Regions from separate parts of the Homo sapiens genome. Here all the other regions are linked to region 2. Evidence: chromatin contacts called from ENCODE Hi-C data. All regions are on one chromosome and are shown on one strand. The core of a region is the stretch at or near the end of the contact, and the rest is flanking DNA. Distances in the headings are between cores, read along the strand shown. Region 1 has its middle 42 kb from the start of CTCFL. Region 2 holds the start of CTSZ (cathepsin Z). Region 3 has its middle 57 kb from the start of RBM38-AS1. Region 4 overlaps PMEPA1 (prostate transmembrane protein, androgen induced 1).

Region 1 (2,737 bases), core at 62-2,561, 1.5 Mb after region 2:
GCAGATCACGAGGTCAGGAGATGGAGACCATCCTGGCTAATACAGTGAAACCCCGTCTCTACTAAAAAAAAAAAAAAAAAAAAAAAAAAAAAAAATTAGCCAGGCGTGGTGGTAGGTGCCTGTAGTCCTAGCTACTCAGGAGGCCGAGGCAGGAGAATGGTGTGAACCCAGGAGGCGAAGCTTGCAGTGAGCCGAGATCACGTCACTGCACTCCAGCCTGGGCGACAGAGCAAGACTCCATCTTAAAAAAAAAAAAAAAGAAAATTGGCCATCTTAGCCATGATACGTACAGTTCAGGGGTGTTAGGCACATTCCCCTTGTTGTACTCCCATCTCCAGAACTCTTTTCATCTTGCCGAACTGAAACTCTGCCCCCATTAAACATTAACTCCGTATCCCCCTCCACCCAGCCCCTGGAGACCTCCATTCTCCTTCCCATCCCTTATGAATTTCACTACTCTATGTGCCTGGGTTATTTCACTGAGCATAATTCACTGAGGTTCATCCATGCTGTAGCCTGTGTCAGAATTTTTTTACCTTTTTAAGGGTGAATAATTTTCCTTTGCATGAGGGGGATCACATTTTGTTTATCTGTTTATCTATTGATGACACTTGGGTTGGACAGTTCTCATTTTTAAAACTTGAAGTTTAATTAAGTGAGAATGAATCGACACTGGAGGGAGAAAGGATCTCCTCAGAGGTGAGCGAAAAGCCCCCCACTCCCAGTGCACATGCCCCAAGGACCACAGCACTGTTGAGAGGTCACCAGAACATGACAGAAGACAAACTGAAATCACGGCAGTGCCTCTCCCCTCTTGCCAGGGTGGGGCTCTGTATTTGCATTGACCAGGACAGGGTCATCCAGGGGCCCAACTCTGAGAATGTTCCCGACCTGTCTGGAGCCATGCCCCCTCCTGCTCTGCTCCATCCTCCCGCAAAGCAGCAGCCGGATGAAACAAAGCTCATGTTTCACCAGGCCCCATGGTAAATGCTATTGGAACCCCCAAAAGTTTTCTGAAGACTGGGTTTGTTCTTATTACTTAAGGTTGATCTAATCCATCCCAAGACTTGCATTGCTGAAACAGACTGTAGCAGAAACACATGATTCTCACCCATTTAGGGATTTTTCGCACGTCCAGACACATGACAGTTAGCGTATTAGTCGGTTTTCACACTGCTGATAAACACATACCCGAGACTGGAAAGTAAAAGTGGTTTAATTGGACTTACAGTTCCACATGGCTGGGGAGGCCTCACAATCATGGCGCGAGGTGAAAGACACTTCTTACTTGGCGGCGGCAAGAGAACATAAGGAAGATGCAAAAGCGGAAACCCCCGATCAAACCGTCAGATCTCATGAGACTTATTCGCTACCATGAGAACAGTATGGGGGAAACTGCCCCCATGATTCAAATGATCTCCCACCATGTCCCTCCCACAACACGTGGGAATTATGGGAGTATAATTCAAGATGAGATTCAGGTGGGGACACAGAGCTAAAGCATACCAGTTAGTAAATGACAGTAGAGAAGCCCACTTTCCCATAAGTCAGCGAGCCTGTCTTTATAAATGGCTCAAAGGTTTCCTTCTAACTAAAAAAAGGGGAGAAAAAAGGGTCCCTTTTGTCCCTGACATATGAAAGCCAGCATTTTCTGAGGCAGCTGCATTCCCTGATTGGGGCCGAGGGCCGGACCCTGGGCTCCTCCCTTCCTTGACCCTCCCTGCCCGCGCCAGGCCTCGGGTTCTCTGGGAAATTGAATTGGATCCTGGTTTCCCATCAAATCCAGCAACTGCCCATCAGCTCAGGATGCCTTCCATAACTATCTGTAGCATTTGCTCCCCAAATTTACTTAAATAATTTTAAAAGAAAACTCTACTGTTACCAAAAATGGAAAATCATTTTCTTAATAAGCAGGAGGGATCCCCCAAAGTGAATGCATTGAACCCTCCTCGTGTCTTTAACTTCTGTTGGAGGCTGGGACACAGGAGGCTGGCTGCCAGTGGAGCCTGCCCGAGTGTGAAAGTCAGGCTCACCCCTAAATAAGAAACCTCTTTGTAATCACAAGGATTGGAAAATAACTGGAAAGGGCAGACCTGCCTCAGCTCGGGACTCTATGTTTTTAAGTACTGTGCCCATGCACTTCCACAATTCATCTTGCAAGGCTGCAAGCCACTTAGAAATGAGTGCTGAAAAAACAGAAGCCTTGAACGTGAGGGATGCGGGCTACAGGGCGTTTCTGTCCAGCCACCTGCACGGCCTTCATTCAGCTGAGGTGTCCGTGAGCACTGCACAAGAAGTACCAATTACAAGGCCAGTCCAGGGCTCCGGAGTCAAATTAAAACTGTGTCCCAGTTCCTGCCCCACCGCTAGGTGACCTTAAGCAAGGCCCTAGACTTCTGGGAGCCCGATTTCCTCAAGCCAATCAATACACGTTAATTGAATGCGCTTCCCAGCTACCAGGGAAATGGGGAGGAGAAAATGTGGTTTTCACCATAAGGATGCCGAAGACCTCTCCTTGCCCTCTCCTCCCCCTCTCCTCCCCCTCTCCTCCCCCTCTCCTCCCCCTCTCCTCCCCCTCTCCTCCCCCTCTCCTCCCCTTCTCCTTCCTGTTTCCTTCCTGTTGCTTGGGGTCCTGCAGAGCAGGTGCCCCCTGGCCTGTGTTACAGGGCTTCTCTCAGAGGCATGCTGGGAAGCAATGGCTTTGGGGGGACCCCTGTTTGTAGCATTTGCCATTTCC
Region 2 (2,700 bases), core at 91-2,590:
AAGGACCCAGCTCCTATAGTCAGGGAGGCCAGAGGGTTGACATGGGAGGAAGAAAGGCCCCCTCTTGGCAATTCTCTTTCCACTCCTTTTATGCCCAGAGGTTGGGAGGCCTCGCTCCCACCCCCACCGCCAGCTCAAGCTTGGGGACTTCTCCCAGGATGGCCACCCCACCCCGCCTTCTGATGACTGATGGACACTAATGGTTTCCATGAGCGACTTGCCAAACAAATAAGAGACACATCAGTAGGTAGAGCCCCGGGGCCACACTTTGCCTCAGTGACCACTTTTTGGGGAACAAGGACTGAAACTTCTGGGCTGACGAAGCAGCTCTCCAGCCTTGCTCTCCACTCGGACAGTCATGCGGGGATTCCATGGCCACCTCAGCGCTTCCGGGAATGGTCATGGAAGCTTCTGGAAGTCAGGAGGCAGCCACTGTGACTTCCCCTTGCCCACGTGGCACGCTTGGAATGTGGTGAGTGCCACTGAGTATGGAGAGAGTCAGGCAAGCTCATCTGTGGGCCCTGTGCCAAGGGCCCCCAGCAGGGGCCTGTCAGGTCGCAGCCCAGAATGCCGGGCCCTGTTCTTACCAGAGAAGAAGGCCATGGTGTGGGCCCAAGGGCCATGACAAACAGAGGGGCCGCAGGGAGCGAGAAGCCCTCCCCCAGTTACAAAACCACGTCCTGGGGGGCCACTTCTGCTTTTGGTTCCTCATTTGACTAAGAAGAGTTTCGTTAGCAGAAAACCTTTTCAAGGCGTCTTTGGAAGTCACATTGGATAACTCCTGATGCCTGCGCCAAGTGGAATCTTCCTTTGGGGCATTTTCTAGAAGGATCCCTCCTTCCTTCTCTGCAAAAGGGAACCGTCCCCCCGAAAGGGCCTGGGCCTTTGGGAAAAGGGGTTTAGAAAGCCAGGCGCGGGGACCCTTCTTTGGGGGCGGTGGCCGCATCCCAGGATCCCTTCCTAGGGGAGGCCTGGGCCCAGATGTGAGGCTGGGGGCCTCTCCCCAGGGCTCAGGGCCCCAGGAATGCAGGGCCAAGGGGGCCCATGAGCCTGCGGCCCCCCACCCCGAAGCCAGGAACCCCGGCAAATGAGTCCAGCCGGACAGTCCCGCGCTCAGGGCGGCGGCCGGCGGCGGGGTCAGGCTGGGGTCTGCCCGGCGACCTCGCGCCTGGCCCGCGAGTTCAGGTGCCCCGGAGCCAGGGAGGGAGCGGGGCGCGGAGCCGGGCGGGGAGGGCAGGGGTCACCGGGCGGGGCAGGAGCAGCGATGGGACAGCCCCGCCCCGGGGGAGTGTCCCGGCCTGGCCGCCGCAGCCTTAAGGGCCGGGCGGGGCAGGGGCCCAAAGTGCGGGGTCGGCCGGGTGCTGGGCCGAGGCCGAGGCCGGGGCGGGATCCAGAGCGGGAGCCGGCGCGGGATCTGGGACTCGGAGCGGGATCCGGAGCGGGACCCAGGAGCCGGCGCGGGGCCATGGCGAGGCGCGGGCCAGGGTGGCGGCCGCTTCTGCTGCTCGTGCTGCTGGCGGGCGCGGCGCAGGGCGGCCTCTACTTCCGCCGGGGACAGACCTGCTACCGGCCTCTGCGGGGGGACGGGCTGGCTCCGCTGGGGCGCAGGTGGGCACCGGCGGGGAGGCAGCCCTGGGGGGACGGGAGGCCCATCGCCCGGGCCAGGCGCGCGCTCTGCCTCCTGGGGGCCCTGCGTCGCCAACAGGCCTTGGAAGGTCAGATCCAGCCGCTTCGTTTTGGGGGTCGCTCCTTCTCTTCCACATCCAGGGTGAGCCCTGATGTTTGTGGGGTTGGACAAGCCCCACCTGGCCAGAAAGCCAGGCCAGCCCCACCTCCTCGGCCTCTGGGGGTGGCCCTTACGGCGCGGCATGGCTGGGGGAGCAACCCGGTTCCCTCCTTTCGGGGGTGCCCTGCCTCCTTCACATTCTGAGAGCGCTGGAGCCTCCTAGTGTGAGGTGGGCCCACACCTGGCTCACCTCTGGTGATTGTGGCCCCACTCCCATGCCCTCAGGTGTTGGGAAAGGCGGGAGGGCCCTACCGAGGGCTTCCTGGGCCCACGGCCCCCGGGAGCCCCAGCACCGATCTGGGTGGGGATGATCTCTTCTCAGCACATACCCCCGGCCTCATGAGTACCTGTCCCCAGCGGATCTGCCCAAGAGCTGGGACTGGCGCAATGTGGATGGTGTCAACTATGCCAGCATCACCCGGAACCAGCACATCCCCCAATACTGCGGCTCCTGCTGGGCCCACGCCAGCACCAGCGCTATGGCGGGTGAGTGGCCGCCCTTTGACTGTGGGCCAGGAAAGCCCATCCCGGCTGCCTGTTTATAGGCCCAGGCAGCTCAGCCCGCGGTTCCAGGGGCCTGTGATTCAAGGCCAGGTCAGCCTGGGCTGGGGTGCTAAGGCCGAGGAGCGCGGGCCTTTGCCCTCTGCTGAGGTGACCCAAGCTGGGTCATTCTGGGGCTTTTGGGTGACAGGCAGGACTAGGACTGAATCCCAGTGACAAGTGGCTGCCAGGTGCCCTCTCTCCCCCAAAGCTTGTGACCTCAGCCATTGGGATAGAAACAGAAATGCAAAATCACTGAGTCCCCAGGCTGTATTTGAGGATACAGAAGTAAACTGCTTCTCAGCACAGATGAAAGCCTGTCCTGGGCTTGGAATATTGGGTGAGGCTAGTTGGCTACAGCCCATGGCCTAACC
Region 3 (2,700 bases), core at 89-2,588, 1.6 Mb after region 2:
TGGGCTGTGCGGGCCCGGGCTGGTTACCTGACCTCTCTGTGCCTTGGTGTTCTTATCTACAAGATGGGTACAAAGAGGATTTACGTGGCTGCAGGGCTGTTGTGAGAACTGAATACACTCATACGCAGCCAGGCTGAGAATGGTCCCCCGTGAGTGCTCAGTAAGCAAGAGCAAGCATCACCACGTGGCACCATGGAGAAGGGTGGTCTTCCATTATCTCCTTCTCTTTCTTGGGGCAAGGCGAGGCATGTGATTGTCCCCATCTGGAGCTTGGCCAAGCCAGAGCAGGGGATGTGACAGAGCCCTCAGCATGGTGACATCCCGGAGTTTTGACTATGGGGCTGCAATAGCCACAAGTGCACTGGTGTGCCATGCGGATGTTTCACCTTCGGGGTCTGCCTGGGATGAGCTGCCATCCCCCCTTCTTTGCTGCTGAGGCAGTCAGACCTGAATTGTCTCCACCCCACTGCCAGCTTCACTGAGGAGGAAAGAGAAAGAAAAGGAATGCCGAGGCCCCCAGACAGGAGGCCAAAGATACACAGCCCTCTGGGAAAGGGGGAGGTGGATGCCCAGAGGTGAGGAGTGCTGGCCTGGGGGACTCCTTCGGGGGGCTCCGGGGCTGGCTAGCTGCGGGTGCTGGGCCCAGCCCTGGGCTTGTGTGCCCATAGGGACTGTACCTTCCACATGAGGGGACGTGACCAAGCGGCTGCAACCACACACCTCCCGGCCGGGGCTCGACAGAGCAAGAGGGTCATGAGTATTTCTCACAGAAGGTGAAGTGTGCAGACACAGTGCCATCTGTGGCCTGCACGCTCTCCGGGCCCCTCCAAGCCACCCCCTCCGTCCTTTCTCAGGCCGGGTCCACCCTAGAAACCCAGTGTGTTGGCAGCAGTTTGCCCCAGATGGTCCCTGCTGCTCCCAGCACCTCAGCTCACCCGGCCATGCCCCAGCCTCCAGTGCACTTCATCACCTGCCCTAGAAGCAAGATGCTGAGACCTCGAAGACTGCACTCAGACCCTCAGAGCAAAATATTCGCAACTAATGTGCCAGCAAATTTCCCAAAGCCAAGTAAAACTTAGGATCCAGCAACCCTCCAGTGAGTCCCGAGCAAGGGGCTCGATGATGTGGTTTTGCTCTCCCTCTCCTCAGGCCACTCTGGGCAGGCAGTTTGTCACCGGGAGAGATGACTGCCCCCCCTCACTGGAGCAGGACTGGTGACCACACTGGCAGCCAGATGTTGGCCCAGCGTCGTAAATGATGCAGGACGGCTTATCGGCCACAGGAAGCCAGAGAGCCAGGCTGCAGCCACACAGAGTGAAGAAACAGGCTTGTGGGAGAGGAAGCTGCCCAGCCTCGGTTATGCAAAGTATACGGGGGTGCGGGGTGGGGAGCGGGGGGGCTCTTCCTCTATTACATAATTATCTCTGCATCCCTGCTGGAGGGAGGCTTGCACCTCAGCTGCACTTCCGAGTCACTTGGGGTGTCGAGTGCCACCCTAGGGATTCTGGCACAGTTGGTCTGCAGCATGACCTGGGCAGGAGGGTTTTTTAAAGCCCTCTGGATGATTCTAGGAGCAGCCAATGTTATAAACACAGGCTCCAGATTTAGAACACAGGCTCAGGTTCAGGAGCAGAGCTTCAGCCTACAGGTCCTGAGGGATCCCACCCAACTGCGAGGATCACAGAGACTAAGCTGTGAATAGTGCCCTGGAGTTGTGCAGTTTACAGCCTGTGCAACTGGACACAGCCGACCTGATGGGGGGCAGGGGAGAAAGTGAGCATCCAAACTACTTTGTTGGTGAAGAATGACATGGAGGTGCAGGTTCAGACCCCAGTGCTGCCACCTGTTCAGGGAATTTGTACTCGGTGCCTCCTGTGTACGGGCACTATGTACCCAACCTGAGTCATGCAGATGATATTTATGGGAGGGAGACAGAGAGAAAACAAATAATCCCGCACACAAATATATAATGACACATTTAGTAAAAACAGGCGGCAGGAAAGAGCAAGGGAAGTGTGGTGGGCAGAATAATGCCCTCACCCCAGTCTTAGAACCTGTAACTACTCTAGGCTGCTCGGCGAAGGGGAATTTGGGCAGCAGATGGAACAGAGGTTGTGAATCAGCTGGCCTGGAGATGGGGAGATCATCCTGGACCATTGGAGAGGGCCCAGTGTCCTCACAGGAACCCTTCAAAGTGCAAGAGGGAATGGGAAGAGGGGCGGCAGAGGGAAGACTCACCCCGAGGCTGCTGCCTTGGAAAGGGAGGAACCGAGGACCTGAATCCTGCCAACCACCCCAATGAGCGGGAAACAGGTGCTCCTTTGAGCTTCCAGAAAGGGGCACAGTCTGCTGACACCTTGACTTGGGCTCACTGAGACCCTGGACAGAGGGTCAGTGGAGCCCACCCAGACGCCTGACTTAAGGAGCAGGTGAACTAATCAAGAGGTACTTCAGGCCATGGCACTGGGGGTCACGTGTGATACTAGCAAACAGAAAACACACAGTCAAAGCCTCAAGCGAGAGTATGGTCTAGTTTGGGGGTAAGAGAAGCCTTCCTGAAGAAATGGCATTTGGGGTAAGACCAAGAGGAAGAAGAGAAATGAACTTGGCAAAGTAGGGAGGCAGAGAGAAAAAAGCGGGCCAGGGCCCTGGGCAGGAAGAAACCCACTGTGAGCAAGGGAGGGAGAGAAGTCCAGTGCG
Region 4 (2,700 bases), core at 193-2,692, 1.3 Mb after region 2:
CCCAGCTCCCAGGCAGCATCTAGCAGAAATATTTATAGCTCATCCATTGAACTTTCCTTCCTCCAGGAGGAGTTGGTTTCTGCTGGCGATGGGGACACAGACTTGACAGGGAGTGGGTGCTGTTTCAGGGATTTTTTTTAAATCAAAAACTGGAGGAGTGTGGGTCACAGCCAGCGACGCAGCTGTGCCTCTCCTTCTCGTGTCCTTTCGTCTTCCAGGTGTGGGGCGGTGGGCACGGGAGCCTGCTCTGTAGCATTCAGCAGCCTCTTTACTGGGAGGGCAGTTAAAGGCTGACTTTGAAACTCCTCTGGGCCGGCGCCTAGGACCCCGACACTCCAGGGAGACCCAGAACCTGGGCCCCTAGTTACCAGTGACTTTGTGCTTAGGTATGCAAGGGCAGCGGGCTGTCATTTCCCCATTTTATGGATGAAACCACCGAGGCTCAGAGAACAGCTTGCCCAAGGTCACACAGGGAACCGCTGGTGGAGCTGGTCCCCCGCTCTGAGCACCATTCACACTCAGCTCAAGCCTTCATTCCCACTGGGAGCCTTTGCTACGCCGTCACCTCCCATCGAAGGTAGCTGTGTCTGTCTGTGTGTAATAGTGACCTAAGGAAGGAGGACAGACCCGGTATTTGGGCGAATCACCCATCTTCTGTTCATTTATCCAGTAGGTGAGCTCCTTCCCTGTGCCACTGGAGATGGGAGGACCTGGTGAATGGAACAGGCCTGAGCCTGCCCTCAGGGAGCTACTAGTCTGGTGCAGATGGGAAACAGAGTCAGATACTGAACGGAGGAGGAGATTCGACAGTGTCACATGACTGTGCCTGGGGGCTGCTTTATTGGTCTGAGAGGGTCTCTCAGCAGGGCTGACCTTGTGCTGAGAATGAGGGATGAGAAGGAGTCAGCGGTGGGAAGACCTTGGGGGGAGTACCTCAGGCAGAGAGGAGAAGCCGAGAGGGTGAGGTCTGCTAAGCTAGGTGTGGTGGCCATGTCCAGTTCCCAGCTGGCCGTGTCACCTTGAGGGGGGACTGACCAGGTTGCAGTTCCTTCTTCTGTAAAATGAGGGGGTGACTAAAGCGTACACAAGTTCTGATTCTGGGAAAACCACAGAGAATCGAGTTTTGTAAGGTGCTGCCAGCAGGGGAGGAGGTGGAGGGTACGTGGAGAGCTCTATTATTGCTTACAGAATTGAACGTGAAACGACAATGGTTGCTAAATTAAAAAGTTGGTTATTTTAAGCAGTGAAAGGTCTGGGAGGGCCGTTCCCTTCTTGATGCTGGGACCACCCTTGTAAGAGGCAGCGCCACACCATCCTCACGGTCGTCTCAGGCAGGGGACACCCTAGAGAGGTCTCTCGCTGTCACCCGCAGATGGCAGAAGTGGGACTGGCTCCGGGGCAACCCCTGGTTGCCTCGCACAGGGCTCCCTCCCTGGCAGGAAGGAGGCCCATGCAGGGTGAGGGTGCCCTCAGGAGCTCAGGCAGGCGGCAGGTTTGGAGGGACGGGGGTTCCCAGTGGCAGTGATGGAGGGGTGTTTCTCATTCCCCACTGCCGTGATTCCATGCAAGTGGATGGAGCGTGCTGGAGAGGTCAGGAAGGAGCATGGGCGCCTGCCTCACCCCTGCCCCACCAGCACTCAGGCAGGCCTCACAAATCACAATGGGCCCTGTCCCTGGTAGCACCCAGGGTTGATGAATGGGGACTCCCAGGCCCTGGGGCACTTGGAAATCCCTCATGCAAAAGGTGGAAACTAGAAGTTGTCCTGCAGATTGACATTCTCAGAACTCCTTCCCTCCCTTCCTCACTGACCCGGCCCCGACCCGTGGGATGATTTTCATTCTCCTGCCTCCAGAGAAGGACCTGTGCTTACGTCCTCACGCAGACTGCTCTCCGCCACTTTCCCTCACCCATGTATTCATTTCACAAGCATTTACGAAGTGCCTCCTGTGTGTCTGGCATGGTGGTTGGTGCCAGTGTGCGTTGATCGGTGATCAAGGTGGTTGCGACTCCAGCCTACAGAAATGTACAATCCAAGTGTGAAATGAACAACTGCCCTTTCCTAAGCGTTTGCTTTCAAAGCAGATGTTTTTAGACTAAGTTGTTGTTATTCTTCAAACCGGTTGTGTGTGGTTTCAGTCCCTGCTTCTGTCTTCACATTGAGGCCTAATTAGGAATCAGCTGTTGCCTAGCTAATGTTTATTGAGCAAGCACTATGCACCCGGCACTGTGCCTGAGATATTCACTATCATCTGATTTAATCCAGAGTTTCTCGACCTTGGTGCTGACGTTTGGGCTCAATAATTCTTTTCTGTGGGGGACTTCCCTGTGCGTGGCAGGGTGGATGTTTAGCTACTTCCCCTCGCCCACTGGATGCTAGTAACACCCCCTCCCAGTTGTGGCAACCACAAGTGTTTCCAGATATGGCCAGATGTCCCCTGGGGCAAAATCATCTCCGGTAGAAGAACCACACCTTAGCCCTAGCAGCTGCCCTTGAGGTCCCAGTCCCTTCATCTGCAGAATGCGGGTGTTGACGGGACTCCCCAAAGCGGCTCCTTGGGAGCTTTGAATGATATAATGCACTTAAAGCTCTTAGCACAACCCAGCTAAAGCTGGAGTGGCTGCAGCTCTCCCCGCTGGTGTGTCTGAGTGTCTGACGGGCAGAAGTCGTTTTTACCATCCACTCATCCCCCGACGGTTCC

Evidence for each region. Hi-C counts contacts between places; a loop is a spot of excess contacts on that map. Pooled maps may share reads with other maps.
Region 1: a loop to region 2 is called in a pooled map, with 8 times the contacts of the local background. The contact joins the enhancer-like site here to the promoter of CTSZ in region 2. A Hi-C loop is called at or near these places in 6 of 37 single-sample maps with no recorded cell type and 4 of 50 pooled maps.
Region 3: a pooled map shows a loop between it and region 2 (6-fold over the local background). The contact joins the enhancer-like site here to the promoter of CTSZ in region 2. A Hi-C loop is called at or near these places in 3 of 50 pooled maps.
Region 4: a loop to region 2 is called in a map of B cell, with 5 times the contacts of the local background. The contact joins the enhancer-like site here to the promoter of CTSZ in region 2. A Hi-C loop is called at or near these places in 1 of 168 maps with a recorded cell type or tissue (B cell), 8 of 37 single-sample maps with no recorded cell type and 5 of 50 pooled maps.

Annotation. Positions count from the first base shown.
Region 1 is chr20:57,481,970-57,484,706 of GRCh38, reverse strand. No RefSeq gene overlaps it. Among named protein-coding and RNA genes, the nearest start is that of CTCFL, 42 kb to the left of the region's middle. RefSeq lists a silencer at 778-877 and an enhancer at 1,168-1,367. Within about 2 kb of position 1,311, at least 2 of the 41 ENCODE cell types and tissues checked have a DNase peak (open chromatin) inside an H3K27ac peak, as active enhancers do.
Region 2 is chr20:59,005,894-59,008,593 of GRCh38, reverse strand. It overlaps CTSZ (cathepsin Z), which reads left to right and starts at 1,340. Exons shown (of 6, transcript NM_001336.4): 1 at 1,340-1,608; 2 at 2,109-2,272. The coding sequence starts at 1,466. RefSeq lists enhancers at 87-166, 307-416, 437-596, 1,277-2,088 and a silencer at 1,057-1,656.
Region 3 is chr20:57,449,194-57,451,893 of GRCh38, reverse strand. No RefSeq gene overlaps it. Among named protein-coding and RNA genes, the nearest start is that of RBM38-AS1, 57 kb to the right of the region's middle. RefSeq lists enhancers at 1-413, 918-1,207. Within about 2 kb of position 1,338, at least 9 of the 41 ENCODE cell types and tissues checked have a DNase peak (open chromatin) inside an H3K27ac peak, as active enhancers do.
Region 4 is chr20:57,680,098-57,682,797 of GRCh38, reverse strand. All of the region lies in intron 1 of PMEPA1 (prostate transmembrane protein, androgen induced 1), which reads left to right. Among named protein-coding and RNA genes, the nearest start is that of PMEPA1, 29 kb to the left of the region's middle. RefSeq lists enhancers at 332-832, 1,142-1,191, 1,282-1,341, 1,752-1,861, 2,242-2,311 and 2 more and a silencer at 760-923. Within about 2 kb of position 1,442, at least 10 of the 41 ENCODE cell types and tissues checked have a DNase peak (open chromatin) inside an H3K27ac peak, as active enhancers do; they include B cell, where a contact is called at or near this core.